Regions from separate parts of the Homo sapiens genome. Here region 2 is linked to region 1. The links are chromatin contacts, found by Hi-C or POLR2A ChIA-PET in ENCODE. All regions are on one chromosome and are shown on one strand. The core of a region is the stretch at or near the end of the contact, and the rest is flanking DNA. Distances in the headings are between cores, read along the strand shown. Region 1 has its middle 7.7 kb from the start of SUMF1. Region 2 overlaps ITPR1 (inositol 1,4,5-trisphosphate receptor type 1).

Evidence for each region. A loop is a pair of places that touch in the nucleus more often than their neighbours do. ChIA-PET counts read pairs that join two places held with the same protein, here RNA polymerase II (POLR2A). Pooled maps may share reads with other maps.
Region 2: POLR2A ChIA-PET joins it to region 1 with 25 read pairs in activated T-cell. The contact joins two enhancer-like sites. A Hi-C loop is called at or near these places in 1 of 168 maps with a recorded cell type or tissue (HepG2) and 6 of 50 pooled maps. POLR2A ChIA-PET finds 5 or more read pairs at or near these places in 4 of 52 experiments (HepG2, OCI-LY7, PC-3 and 1 more).

The regions. Positions count from the first base shown.
Region 1 is chr3:4,471,833-4,478,119 of GRCh38, reverse strand. No RefSeq gene overlaps it. Among named protein-coding and RNA genes, the nearest start is that of SUMF1, 7.7 kb to the right of the region's middle. RefSeq lists a silencer at 2,974-3,023. Within about 2 kb of position 3,244, at least 11 of the 41 ENCODE cell types and tissues checked have a DNase peak (open chromatin) inside an H3K27ac peak, as active enhancers do; they include PC-3, where a contact is called at or near this core.
Region 2 is chr3:4,563,086-4,569,372 of GRCh38, reverse strand. The region is part of intron 4 of ITPR1 (inositol 1,4,5-trisphosphate receptor type 1); the gene reads right to left. It also overlaps the pseudogene LOC124906344. Among named protein-coding and RNA genes, the nearest start is that of ITPR1, 73 kb to the right of the region's middle. Within about 2 kb of position 2,597, at least 6 of the 41 ENCODE cell types and tissues checked have a DNase peak (open chromatin) inside an H3K27ac peak, as active enhancers do; they include PC-3, where a contact is called at or near this core.

The DNA.
Region 1 (6,287 bases), core at 1,995-4,494:
TCTTACTATGTGCTAAGTCCTTCACATAGATCATCATATTTAATCCTCATCACAATCCTAGGAGGCGGGTTTTATTTACTCTATTTGATAGATGAAGAAAATTAAGAATTCCAAAATTTAAGTAAGCCGCCCAAGATCATTCAACCTGGAAGCAGCAAGGATGGCCTGAATCCTAAACTCTTATCCACTATTTCCATGGTGCTCAAATGGTAGTCCTCAGACCAGCAGCAAATCAGCACTACCTGGGAAACTGAAAGAAATGCAAATTCTTGGACTGGGCAGTGGCTCATCACCTGTAATCCCAGCTCTTTGGGAGGTCAAGGCAGGAGGACTGCTTGAGGCCAGGAGTTCAAGACCAGCCCAGGCAACAGAATGAGACTCTCCATCTCTGTAAAAAAATTTTTAAAAATTAGTTGTGCATAAGGCTGCACAGTGAGCTATGACTGTGCCACTGTACTTTAGCCTCTGTGACAAAGTGAGACTCTGTCTTTAAAAAAAAACAAACAAACAAAAAACAAATTCTCAACCTGCACCTCAAATCTACTGAATTAGAAATTCCCAGGGTGGGGACCAGCAATCTATGTTCCAACCAGCCCTCCAGGTGATTGATGGATGCTGAAGTTAGAGAATTAATTGCACCTTGCTATGCTTTACATGCACAAAGACCACACATGTAACCAGAGAACTATAAAGATTGTCTGGGAAATGACTCCAAAAACTTTGTGTTTTTGGCCAGGAACTTGCTGGGACCCGAGGTTTCCTATCTCTCAGTGGGAGGGCTGAGAACCCCATGGTGTTTCAGAGACTCCCCTGGTATCTCCAAGTCAGGACAGTTAGCATTTCTCAAAATTCCCATTAACGCTGACATCTGAACTCAGACTATCTGTGCCTGAGCCCCAAATGGTTATCACCACCTCTACCCCATGCAAGACCACTCTCCCACTTTCCTGGCAAAAAGGGAGCATGGTGAGAGGTTGAGGGGCAGAGTCCCTCCTCTGGTCACAGTCCCACTGTGGTCCAGCTGTGTCATAGCCAAAGCACATTACCTGACTCCCCAAAGGATGCCAAGAGGATGGAGGGCACACATCTATTGACCCTTTTGCCTCTGAATTCCAGCCTGCACCTAGTGATGATGGTGGAACTGAAATATTTGGATTAGTTTCCCCTTGCTGCCATTACAAATGATCACAAACTTAGTTGCTTAAACAATACAAATGTATTATCTTACAGTTTCATAGGTCAGAAGTCCAATCTGAGGCTCATTAGGCCAAAATCAAAGTGTTATCAGGGTTGTGTTCCTTTCTGGGGGCTCTAGAGGAAAATGTTCCTTTGCCTTGCCCAGCTTGTGACAGCCACCCACATTCCTTGGCCCTTGGCTTCCTTCCTCCATGTGCAAAACCAACAATGTTGCATGTTTCTGACCATTGTTCCATGCTTTCTGACCACATTGTTGCATCTTGCTGACCACAGCCAGGAGGGGTTCTCCTGCTTATAAGGACTCTTGTGATGACGTTGAGACCTTCAGGATAATCCAGGTTATCTCCCCATCTCAAGGACCTTAACTGAATCATATCTGCAAAGTCCTTTTTACCATGTAAGGTGGCATATTTACAGGTGAGACAGGAAAAAAAGAGATAATGAATTCATATATTATTTATCAATTAGAGGAATATATAAAGCCATTTTTCCTTTGTTCCAAGACCATTTGCTAAAATATAAACCTCTGCTTTAAAAACATTTTTTTTTTTAGGGAAGAGGAAGTACTACCACATTATAGGCATCCATAGCTCAAAAAATACGTCTAGATTTCAGAACCATAAACTAGGATGGAAATTTGTCTTATAAGCAAAGTAATACCATAATAATCTCATCTAGTGTTTATTTTCCTTCTTATAACTGCCTACTTGATTTCAATGGAGCACTGTTATGAAGTAGGCAAGAAGAAGAAACTCAGGCTTACAGAAGCTTTGTGACTAAACCTAAAGTCCCCTAAATAAATTCCAGGACCCAAAGTCCAGTCTTTGACTCTAACTCTAGGACTCTTTGTATTACACTAGTCAAGACTGCTCTAAGTAGAAGTAAGTCTTCCTGGAAAGAAGTTACTTCCTCACTGAACCCCTAAGCCACCTTAGGGGATCCCCTTAGTCACACATCCCTGGGAAACCACAGAGTAATTACAAGGATTGAGAGTTCACTCCTATGTTAAGCACTAGCTGAGGTCTGAAAAGGTGATGTATATTTGTACCTTCAAATATATACAGGTGCTTCTGATGTGATTTAATATGCAGTTTCCTTTGCTAATGGACTGCCTCACAGCAGCATCTTGACATTCCATTTTCTAAAAAAAAGAACCCTAAACGTAAAACTGCTATTGAATGAACATCTGAAATATATATATATACAAAGACATATATATCTCCTCTCTACAATTGAGCTCTCATTTGTGAAAAAGTTGGGAACCATTTTTCTCCCTCATTTTATCTGACTTCAAACATTGTGATATCTAGGCTCTAAAAGAGACTCATGACTGTGATTTCTTCTATTATTTCTTCCTCTCTCTTTCCAAAGGCACATAAAGCATCTTTCACTTGCTCTAAATTTCTTTTGGTGCCGTTCTGGCTACTTCTCACCCTTCTCTCCAAACACCACTGCCCAGGAACATCAGGAAGACAAACGGTAAGTTTGGAGGAGAATAATTACAGGCTGTACTGGAGTTGTCCATCACAATGCCTGTAATGCTGCTAGCATTGCTAAGAGAAAAGTGCCCCACCCAGCACAGGTAGTAAGGGGTAGAACTAGTGGCTTATTTTGTGAACGCAGTAGTTTGCAAAATGTATGGATTAGCATCATCTTGGAGCTTGTCAGAAATGTGAATTTTTGGGTCCCACCCAAGACGTACTGAATATGGTGGCATCCCCAGCAATCATTGCTTTAAGAAGGCCCCTAAGTGAGTCTGATGCAAGCTACAGGTTTGCCTGACCCAATTGCAACTGATTGGACCAGAAATAGCTACGTGACTCAAATGCAGCTAAAGCATAGGCTTCCTATTGGTCTATGGTGTCTTGTGGTGAGAGAAAGAGGAGCTGGGCAAACCAGGCTTCCCCTTTGTGGCAGGTGAATGGGGAAACAGTGATGCTGAATGAGGCTGTGCAGTAGCATTGAGGCCATGAAGGGTCAGGAACATGCTGGGAACGGGAACTGTGACTAAGCAGAAGCTGTGAAGCCAAAAACAACAATGACAAAAAGACAACGAGGAGGGGGGAGGAAGGCAAGCCAACTGGAAGAGAAAAAATAAGTGTGCAGGGAAAAGCAGACCTTGGAGAGCTGGGGAGTGAACCAGGAGAGCAGCAGAGTGAAGTTCAAGAAAGTCCGCTGCTGAGGTCCCAGAGCTGCTGCAGCCTCTAAGCCAACTCCTGGTTCTGTTTTTCACAATGTGCCAGTGCCTTCTGAAACTAATCTTTCTGTTGTCTGCAGCTTCTGTCCTGTGTATTCTTAAAATGTATCTTTTCTTTGCATTTTCTTTAAGGAAGTCTTTCCCCATGCCCTCCACCCCCACCCCAGTGCTTTCAAGGAGTGGGGAAAGTAAGACCAGAAGCATTTGAAAAAGAAAAGGGGGCGGGGCGCGGTGGCTCACGCCTGTAATCCCAGCGCTCTGGGAGGCCGAGGCAGGTGGACCACGAGGTCAGGAAATCGAGACCATCCTGGCTAACACGGTGAAACCCCATCTCTACTAAAAATACAAAAATTAGCCGGGCGTGGTGGCGGGCGCCTGTAGTCCCAGCTACTCGGGAGGCTGAGGCAGGAGAATGGCGTGAACCCGGGAGGCGGAGCTTGCAGTGAGCAGAGATCACGCCACTGCACTCCAGCCTGGGCGACAGAGCGAGACTCCGTCTCAAAAAAAAAAAAAAAAGAAAAAAAGAAAAAGAAAAGAGGAAATGAACAAACCAAAACGAAACATTCTCTGTACATAACTTTCTCCACAGCACAAACTACAGTGCAAACTAGTAAAACTAAAAAGCCTAAATTAATAGGCTTTCCAATCAGATAATTTCACCAATAAAGGGCTCCAAAGACAGTCCAAAGAAAGAACCATATGAAAAATTTTTTTCTACCTCTAATTATTTGGACTTCTCTCTTTTACTCTCTAAGTATAGAGGAAGGTGTCCTTTTTTTTTTTTTTTAAAATACTTTGAAATGCTCAGTTTAGATATTAAATGGGTTGACAATAGAAATAATCATAACTAAAAACTCTTGAGCTATTCTTATGCACCAAGCAATGTTGTATGTCACATGGTTTAAGTTATTTAATGTCATTTTCACAAGGGCAAGAATTCTTTTCTGTTTTTTTTTCACTGATGTATTCTCAGTGCCTGGAATAGTGCTTGGCTACTAGTTGACACTCAATAAACACTTGTCTAATGAATTAATGAGAATCTTCATACAATCCTTGGGTACTATTATATCCATCTTGCAGGCCCTCCTGGATGTAAAAATGGAAAGCCACATTTCAAATGTCTATGTGAGTATAACCCTCCTGGATGTAAAAATGGAAAGCCACATTTCAAATGTCTATGTGAGTATAACACTGTCAGGCAGCAAGTTTCTACTTGGACCAAGACCATGAAGGTTTTTATTCATTGGATGATATATTCATTCATTCAGTAAATATTTACTTAGCACTTATACATACCAAGTGTTGTTCTAGCCATTGAGGTTACAGCATTGAATCCTGAAGATGCTATAGCTGCCCCCATGGGGAGACAGAGGAACAAAAGAAATCATTTCAGATAGTGACAAGAGCTATAAAGACAATAAAGGAGGTGAGGTAAAAGAGCAGAATGGGAAAGGGTTATTTTGCATTTGAGAATCAGGGAAGGTTCCTCTGAGGAGATAAGGTTTGTACTGAGACCTGCATGACAAGAAAGAGCCAGCTTTGAAAAAAGTAGGATATTGCAGGTAGAAGGAACAGCAAGTACAAAGACCCTGAGGTAGGGCTGTGCTTGATGTGTTCCAGGAGCAGTAAGAAGGATACCATGGCCAGAGCATGGTGAGCAAAGGACAATTTGATGGAAGAAGAGATCAGAAAGGAAGGCAGGGGCTAGATCATGGAGGACCTTCTTGGCCACAGTGTGGCAGCCCGGGAGTATGTGCTGAGATTGCTCTTCAAGACAGAACCTGCCTCAAGGTGTACAGTCAATGGAGAGCCCACAGCAGAGCTCTTGTAGGATTGGCCAGTGTTCCAACTGAGGCCACGCTCTTCCTGGGCAGCTCCAACAAATGATTGAACCTGGTGGGAAGAATAGGGTTCACCATTTTGGCTCAATGCATAACTCCTCTAATAAGAAGCCTTTGCTCTGGACTTCTGGTTGACCTGGACTAGACTTTCTCAGTGCAGTACCAGACTCAGAGGCTTTTCCTCCTCCATGTTCCTTCCTGCCTCCCTCCTTCCACAGGTAGGACTTGTATTCAGTTTGGAGGCTTTCCCTTCTGATTCCTTCCTATTCCCTCTCTCCTTGGGGTTTCACAGGTGTGACCCTCCCCCCAACCCCATAGGATTTCTTGCATTTCTTTTTCTTTTTTTTTATTCTTTTTTTTTCTTTTCCTTTTTTCTCTTTTTCTCCTTTTTTCTCTCTTTTTTTTTCCTTTTTTTCCTTTTTAATGTTTTTTTTTCTTTTCTTTTTCTTTTTAGAGGTGAGATCTCGCGGTTACCCAGGTTGGCTTTGAACTCCTGGGCTCAACTGCAACTACAGGTGCACCACCATGCCTGGCTTTCTCTTGCATTTTTAATGACATCTTGGCATCTCTTTTTAAGAGGAACCACACTGACACAATTGGTAGTGTGAGTAGTCTGAGAAAGCAGGTGGTAAAGTGGAGTTTGGGGACTGGGTCACTCACTGCCTGCCTGGTGATAAGGATCCCATCTTGAGTGGGGTTTGATTATTTTTGGGCACAAGGCCCAGCTGCTAAAAATGTTACTGGCAGTGACCTGGGAAAATGTCCAGGTGAAAAGGAACGCCTGTGCCAGCATGCTGACTCAGGAGTTTGAAAAGTGTAGAGGAACAATGAATGCAAGGATAATGGAATTGGCTGGTTATTACCAAGCTGCACTGACCCTCTCTACAAGGGATAATGAGAAACTGAGAGCAGTTAATAAACAGCTGAGAACCAAGTGTGAGAGCCAGAGGGTCTCTTTGGTAGTTTGCAAAGAAGTCTTCTCCTGCCGTGCAAGAGCAGACCCAGCTGAGCGGCAGAACCCAGAGTTCCACCACAGATGTTTGGATGCTCAG
Region 2 (6,287 bases), core at 1,348-3,847, 92 kb before region 1:
TACTGTTAGAATACTAGAAACTGTTTTAAAATGTTTTAAAAATCAAATTTTATATTTTATATGGCCAAATATAAGGAAACACATCTTCCACACTGTCACCAAAATTAACTTTCTTTAAAATAAAAATAAGGCAAATTTAATGATGTCACTTTCCAGCTTAAAAAACTTTCATGGGATCCCCCTGGATTCTACAAGATAAAAGTCCATGCGCCTTGAAGAGAGCATCAAAGAACCTGCCCCATTCATAGAGTTTGGATATTTGTCTCCACCCAAATCTCATGCTGAAATGTGATCCTCAGTGTGAGGGGTGGGGCCTGGTGGGAGGTGATGGATGGAGTGAGTTCTCTAGAGATCTGGTCGTTTAAGAGCGTGTGACCCCTCCCCATTCTTCTCTTGCTCCTGCTTTTGCCATGTGACATACCTTCCACCATGGCTAAAAGTTCCCTGAGGCCTCCCCAAAAGCTAAGCACAAGCCAGCACCATGCTTATACAGACTGCAGAACTGTGAGCCAATTAAACCTCTTTTCTTTATAAATTGCCCAGTCTCAGTGGTATTTCTTTATAGCAATGCAAGAAAAGCCTAATACACTCATAGAGCCCTCATCAACATTTTCAGCCTCATCTGGAACCATATCCGCCTGACACCTGGCTCCCTCTATTCCAGCCACACAACATGGCTCATTCCTTACTCAAACTATGGACTTCCATATCTCCTTGATTTTGCAGGCTGCGTTACCTTTGCTGGAGTGCCTCTGTCTACCTGGTCACTATCTATCCATGTGGCAAGACTTTCAAGATCTTGAAGCCATCCCTGCCTTCTTAGCCCAGACACACCTCCTCCTCCCACACAGCTCCCTATATTACCAGCCACACTTCACACTGTCAATTAGTTCTTCACACAACTATCTTCCCCTTTTGGGTGAGGTTAGCTCCAGGGAAGAAATAATGCCTTAACCCAACTTGGGATCCCCTGCATCTGGCACATAATAGGTGTTCAGCAAAGCTCTGTGGAGTGAGCAAAGGGGAGAAGAATAAAAGAGAAGTTAAAATAGAAAAAGATGAAAGCATGCAGTCCTAAAAGACAGTAAGGATCTCAGCAGTAGAGTATGCCTAGTTTTTACTTTGTCTCAGTTCCCATCAAAGTTTTTAATTTTGTCTTCTGAGGTTCTCCACAACAACATCACTAGCTACCAGAAAGTTTTAACACAAACTCTATGTAATGACCCTGGCCTCCAGGGCCCAACTATGTAAAAATCACAGACTCTTAATCTCCTTCTCTTCTCAGGTCTGCGCCTTCAGGCTCTCCCATCCCCACCTCACTGCACCGACTTTGGCATAGATTTCAAATCAGTGACCACATACCTGATAAATAATCTACTGAGCAGCACTCTCACCTTAATTACGTGACTTACTGGGAGTGTTGATAGTGTCTATCATTGAACCTCTCACACCTTTAAGAACTAGCTCAAGGTGGGGCACGGTGGCTCACACCTGTAACCCCCACACTGTGGAAGTCCAGGGCAGGTGGATCGCTTGAGCTCAGGAATTCACGACTAGCCTGGACAACATGGTGAAATCCCATCTCTACTAAAAGTACAAAAAAATTAGCTGGGTGTGGTGACGCATGCCTGTAGTCCCAGCTACTCGTGAGGCTGAGGTGGGAGGATCACTTGAGCCCAGGAGGAGGTTGCAGTGAGCCAAGATGGCAGCATGCACTCCAGCCTGGGTGGCAGAGTAAGACCCCGTCTCAAAAAAGAAACCAAAAAAAACTAGCTCAAGCGTCACCTCCCCTATAAAGCCCTCCATGACCCACCTCAGCCCCCAAGCCCACCGCACGTGGTTGACTGTCATCTTCATTCGCCTATCTCTAATCTCAGTTTCGACTTGGAGTCTAGCATGTTCCATGTTATACTGCAAACCATTATCAACATGTCTCCTTTCCTACAACAATTTAAAGTTGCAAGAAAAAAGGACTTGGTCTTCTTAGGCTTTATCATCCCCCCTCCAACCTGGAACATTACACAAATTCAACAAGGTATTACTCTATTAGCAATCACGTCTTTTATCCTGATCACTAGTGCTACAGGAATGGATAAAAAAGAGTAAGAGCTAAAGAAAAATAGTGACAACAAAGTATGAAATTGTCCAGTGTTACTCAGGTAAGAATTGAAGGGGAGACTCCACTTCTCTTCAATTAATGCTAATTGAACACATTACAGACCACACCCTACGAGCTTTCCACATATCAACTTGTTTAACTCTCACAACATTCCACTGAAATAGGTATTATTATCCCCATTTTACAGATGGGGAAACTGAGGTAAAGAGATTAAATGTCTTTCTTGAGGTCATTCAAGTCATAAGTGGCACTGCCAGGATTCAACTCAGGCAGTCTTAACCTACATTGCATTACCTCTCAAGATACACAGCTAGGAGAAAGACTGCAGAATGGAAGATTGCCTAAGCTGAACAGAGAAAGAGAGAGGAAAAGAAGAGAATATGATAAACACTCAACTCTCCTGAGGAGGAAATTAAGAGAGGGAAAACTGGTCCTGACTACTCTTGGTGCCAACAGAATATCTAGTAGTGGCCAAGGCCCAGGCCCAGGTTGGGCTGATTACAGGCCAGAGTTGTATGGGAACAATGAAGGGAAGGTGGAGGAAAGAATCTGCATTGCATTCAGGAGGTTAGGAACCTGGGAAACACCTCAATTTTTGCAGAGTGTTTCAGTGTGTGTGTGTGTGTGTGTGTGTGTGTGTGTGTGTGTGCATGTGTCCCCATTCAGGCTTCCTGGGCCAAATAGTCCTGGCTATTTCTCCCCACTCTCAACTCTGACCTGGCTCTCAACTCTAATTCTATCTGGCCTTACTTGGCTGAACTGACCCACCTATTCCTTACCTTTAAGCTCTTTATTTATTCAGAGCTGAGGTTCCAGGAGCTGATTCAACAGATAGAGGTTTGCTCATAGTAGAGACTGGAATAAAGGTCAATACCTTCTGGGAAAACAACTCCTGTGCAACAAACTACTACTCATACATAAAGTCAGAGTTCATTAAGGTAACTGTCCATCTGAAAAGCAATTATCAGACTCACGAGTTGAGGGTGGCTCTTAGAAGATCTATCCAACAGGGGAAGGAATGAATACAGCCCTGGAAAAATCTGAGGTTCAGTTTCCAAATTGGCTCTGAATTTGGCTTATGAATTCTTACAAGTCATTCACTTTTTGATTTATTTGTCCTCTGAATTTATAGATCTCCTCTCCATCTCCAACATACTTTTATGCAGTTCATTTGAGGATATGTTACAGTTCGTTGTACAGGGATTTGGCTACCAGGAAAATCAATGAGCAAGACGGGGCCAGCATTACGCCACTCAGATTCACTAGGAGTGAAGCTGAACTTCCTGGCACAAACCTTAGGTCAAAATGGCAATAAATGAAAAGGACAAGGAAACAACTGCAGCCCAATGTTCTCAAACATCAATATCACTTTTGATATTAATATACTTAGTGGAACATGAAAATCGCTTTTCAAACCACTTGGACATTCATCTCCAAATTTCTGAAGTTGCACTCAATTTAATTCCCTAGAAGTTGAAATTTTAATTCTGTTTCAATATCAATCACATTTCCACTTAGCATAGAGTCAGCTGTTCAATTGTTTGCAGAATCCAATCTAGTTCAAAAGAGAATTAGTAGCCATTCCGACCTTCGTCTTGGGGAGACAATCAATACAGCCTGCTCTCTGTGGGAACACACTCTCCTGCGGGCCAAGGGGAGATGCTGACCCCAACCAGGAAGGAGAAAGACTGTTTATTTCTTGGCACTAGGAGGCAAAATTTAATTTAACTTTAAGTGTTCATGAGCTTTTCATCCTCAAAGTGCTTCACAAGTATTAACTAATTAATCTTCTCAGTACTGCTGCGTATTACATAAACTCAGGGATAAAGAACAAGGGAGGCATTGAATGGACCAGGTGGTAGAATTAGGAAGATAAGAAACTAACCTCACAATGAGAAACCTTTTACGTGGAGGTGCTATTAGTGGCTAGGGCAGGCTCCAGTGCTAGTGGCTGTGACTATTCTATCAACTCTAGCAGTAAGAAAAATCATGCTGAAACTAGGGCTGCGGTGATGAGCTGAAGGTTCTTTCTGGAACTAAGCCTCAGTTCCCTCAACTGTCAAGTGAGGCTGCTCACAGAACAAACTCCAGAGGGTGCTTATGAGGAATCAACAAGGTGACACATTCAAGATCTTATCACAGAGGAGCCTACCAATGCTCAGTACACACCAGATGTTATTAAATAAAAAAGGGGCCGTGGCTTCCAGGTGTCTGAGCAAAAAATGGGTTAAACAGCTTCAAAATGTTTGCAGGTATTGTCCGTATTTTCATTTGTGAGAGACAATGAGTTTAGCCAAATTATATGCACCTCTTTTATGAACTGAACTGCGTCCCCATTGTAAAATTCCTATGCTGAGTGTTACAGCTCTTTTAGAATTTGTCTAGCGCTGGAAAACCCCTTTTTTAAACTCCTGTGTTGAAGTCCTAACCCTCAGTCGCTCAGAAAGTGTCTGAGACAGTTCAGGCAGCTTAAAAAAATATCATAAATTAAGTGGCCCATAAACAACAGAAATGTATTTCTCAGAGTTCTGAAGGCCTGGAATTCCAAGATCAAGATGCCAGCAGGTTCAGAGTCAGGTGAGGGCCCTAGTTCACAGATGGCACCTTCTTGCTGTGTCCTCCCATGGTGGGAGGAACAAGGGGGCACTAATCCCAATCACCTCTCAAAGTACCCAGCTCCTAACACTACCTTGGTTATCAGGTTTCAACATAGGAATTTCAGGAGGACAAAAACATGCAGAACGTGACTCATTTGGTAATTCGTTCATTACAGTTGTCATTAGTTAAGATGAGGCCATACTGGAGCGGGGTGGGACCTATTCCGACATGACTTAGATTCTTATAAAAAGGGTAAATTTGGAGAAGGCCACACCTGTACAAAGAACACACGCAAACATGAAGGCAGAAGAAATACAGCAGAGCCAAGGAACACCAAAGACTGCCCGCCAACCACCAGGAGCCAGGCAAGAGGCATAACGGATTTCTTCCTATGCCTTCAGAAGGAACCAATCCCGGCCGGGTGCGGTGGCTCACGCCTGTAATCCCAGCACTTTGGGAGGCCGAGGCGGGTGGATCAGCTGAGGTCAGGAGCTCGAGACCAGCCTGACCTACATGGTGAAACCCCGTCTCTACAAAAATTCAAAAATTAGCCGGGCATGGTGGCACACACCTGTAATCCCAGCTACTCAGGAGGCTGAGGCAAGAGAATCGCTTGAACCCCGGAGGTGGAGGTTGCAGTGAGCCAAGATCGCGCCACTACACTCCAGTCTGGGTGACACGGTGAGATTCTGTCTCAAAAAAAAAAAAGAAAAGAAAACAAATCAACTCAGCTGACACTTTGATTTAGGTGAGACAATAAATTTCTGTCGTTCAAGCCATTCAGCTTGTGGTGCTTTGTTGCAGCAACCCTAGCAAACGAATAAAACCTCTATATAGGATTAGTTTTGTTTAATAAACAACCATGAACCCACCAAATCCTGCACACAAGCACACTGGTCTGTGGAGTCACAGGTACGCAAAAATATCCGCATGAAAAAATCTAGCACCGTTCAATCTTGAAGCCAAAGAGAGAGTAAAGGGAGCACTGAACATCAACACAACTCAGGGTACCAGAAACACGTACTCTGCAATTTCGTAGGAAATCAAATTTTTATCACCCAAACTTCACGTGGCTAATAAAAACCCAACTTATGTAATAATTCTCAATATGCATACAGAGAGGACAAATTGCTTTTTTATTTTTTTTGAGACAGGGTCTCATTCTGTCACCCAGGCTGGAGTGCAGTGGTATGATCCCAGCTCACTGCAGCCTCGATCTCCCAGGCTCAAGAAATCCTCCTACCTCAGCCTCCTGAGTAGCTGGGACCACAGGTGTGCATCACCATGCCCAGCTAATTTTTTTTATTCTTTGTAGACGTACGGTGTCCCTATGTTGCCCGGGCTGGTCTTGAACTCCTGGGCTCAAGCAATCCTCCTGCCTTGGCCTTTTGAAGTGCTGGGATTACAGGTGTGACACCCAGCCAACAAATTAATTTTTACATGGTCTTGACTACTCCCTGAGGTGTGCATGGGCCAAGACACACCAATAGGCTCCCTGCTGTTCAGCTTTCTTACTGTTTCTCCAACACTGCACGTACCTACATCATAGCTTTTACCCTTGGTGTTCCTG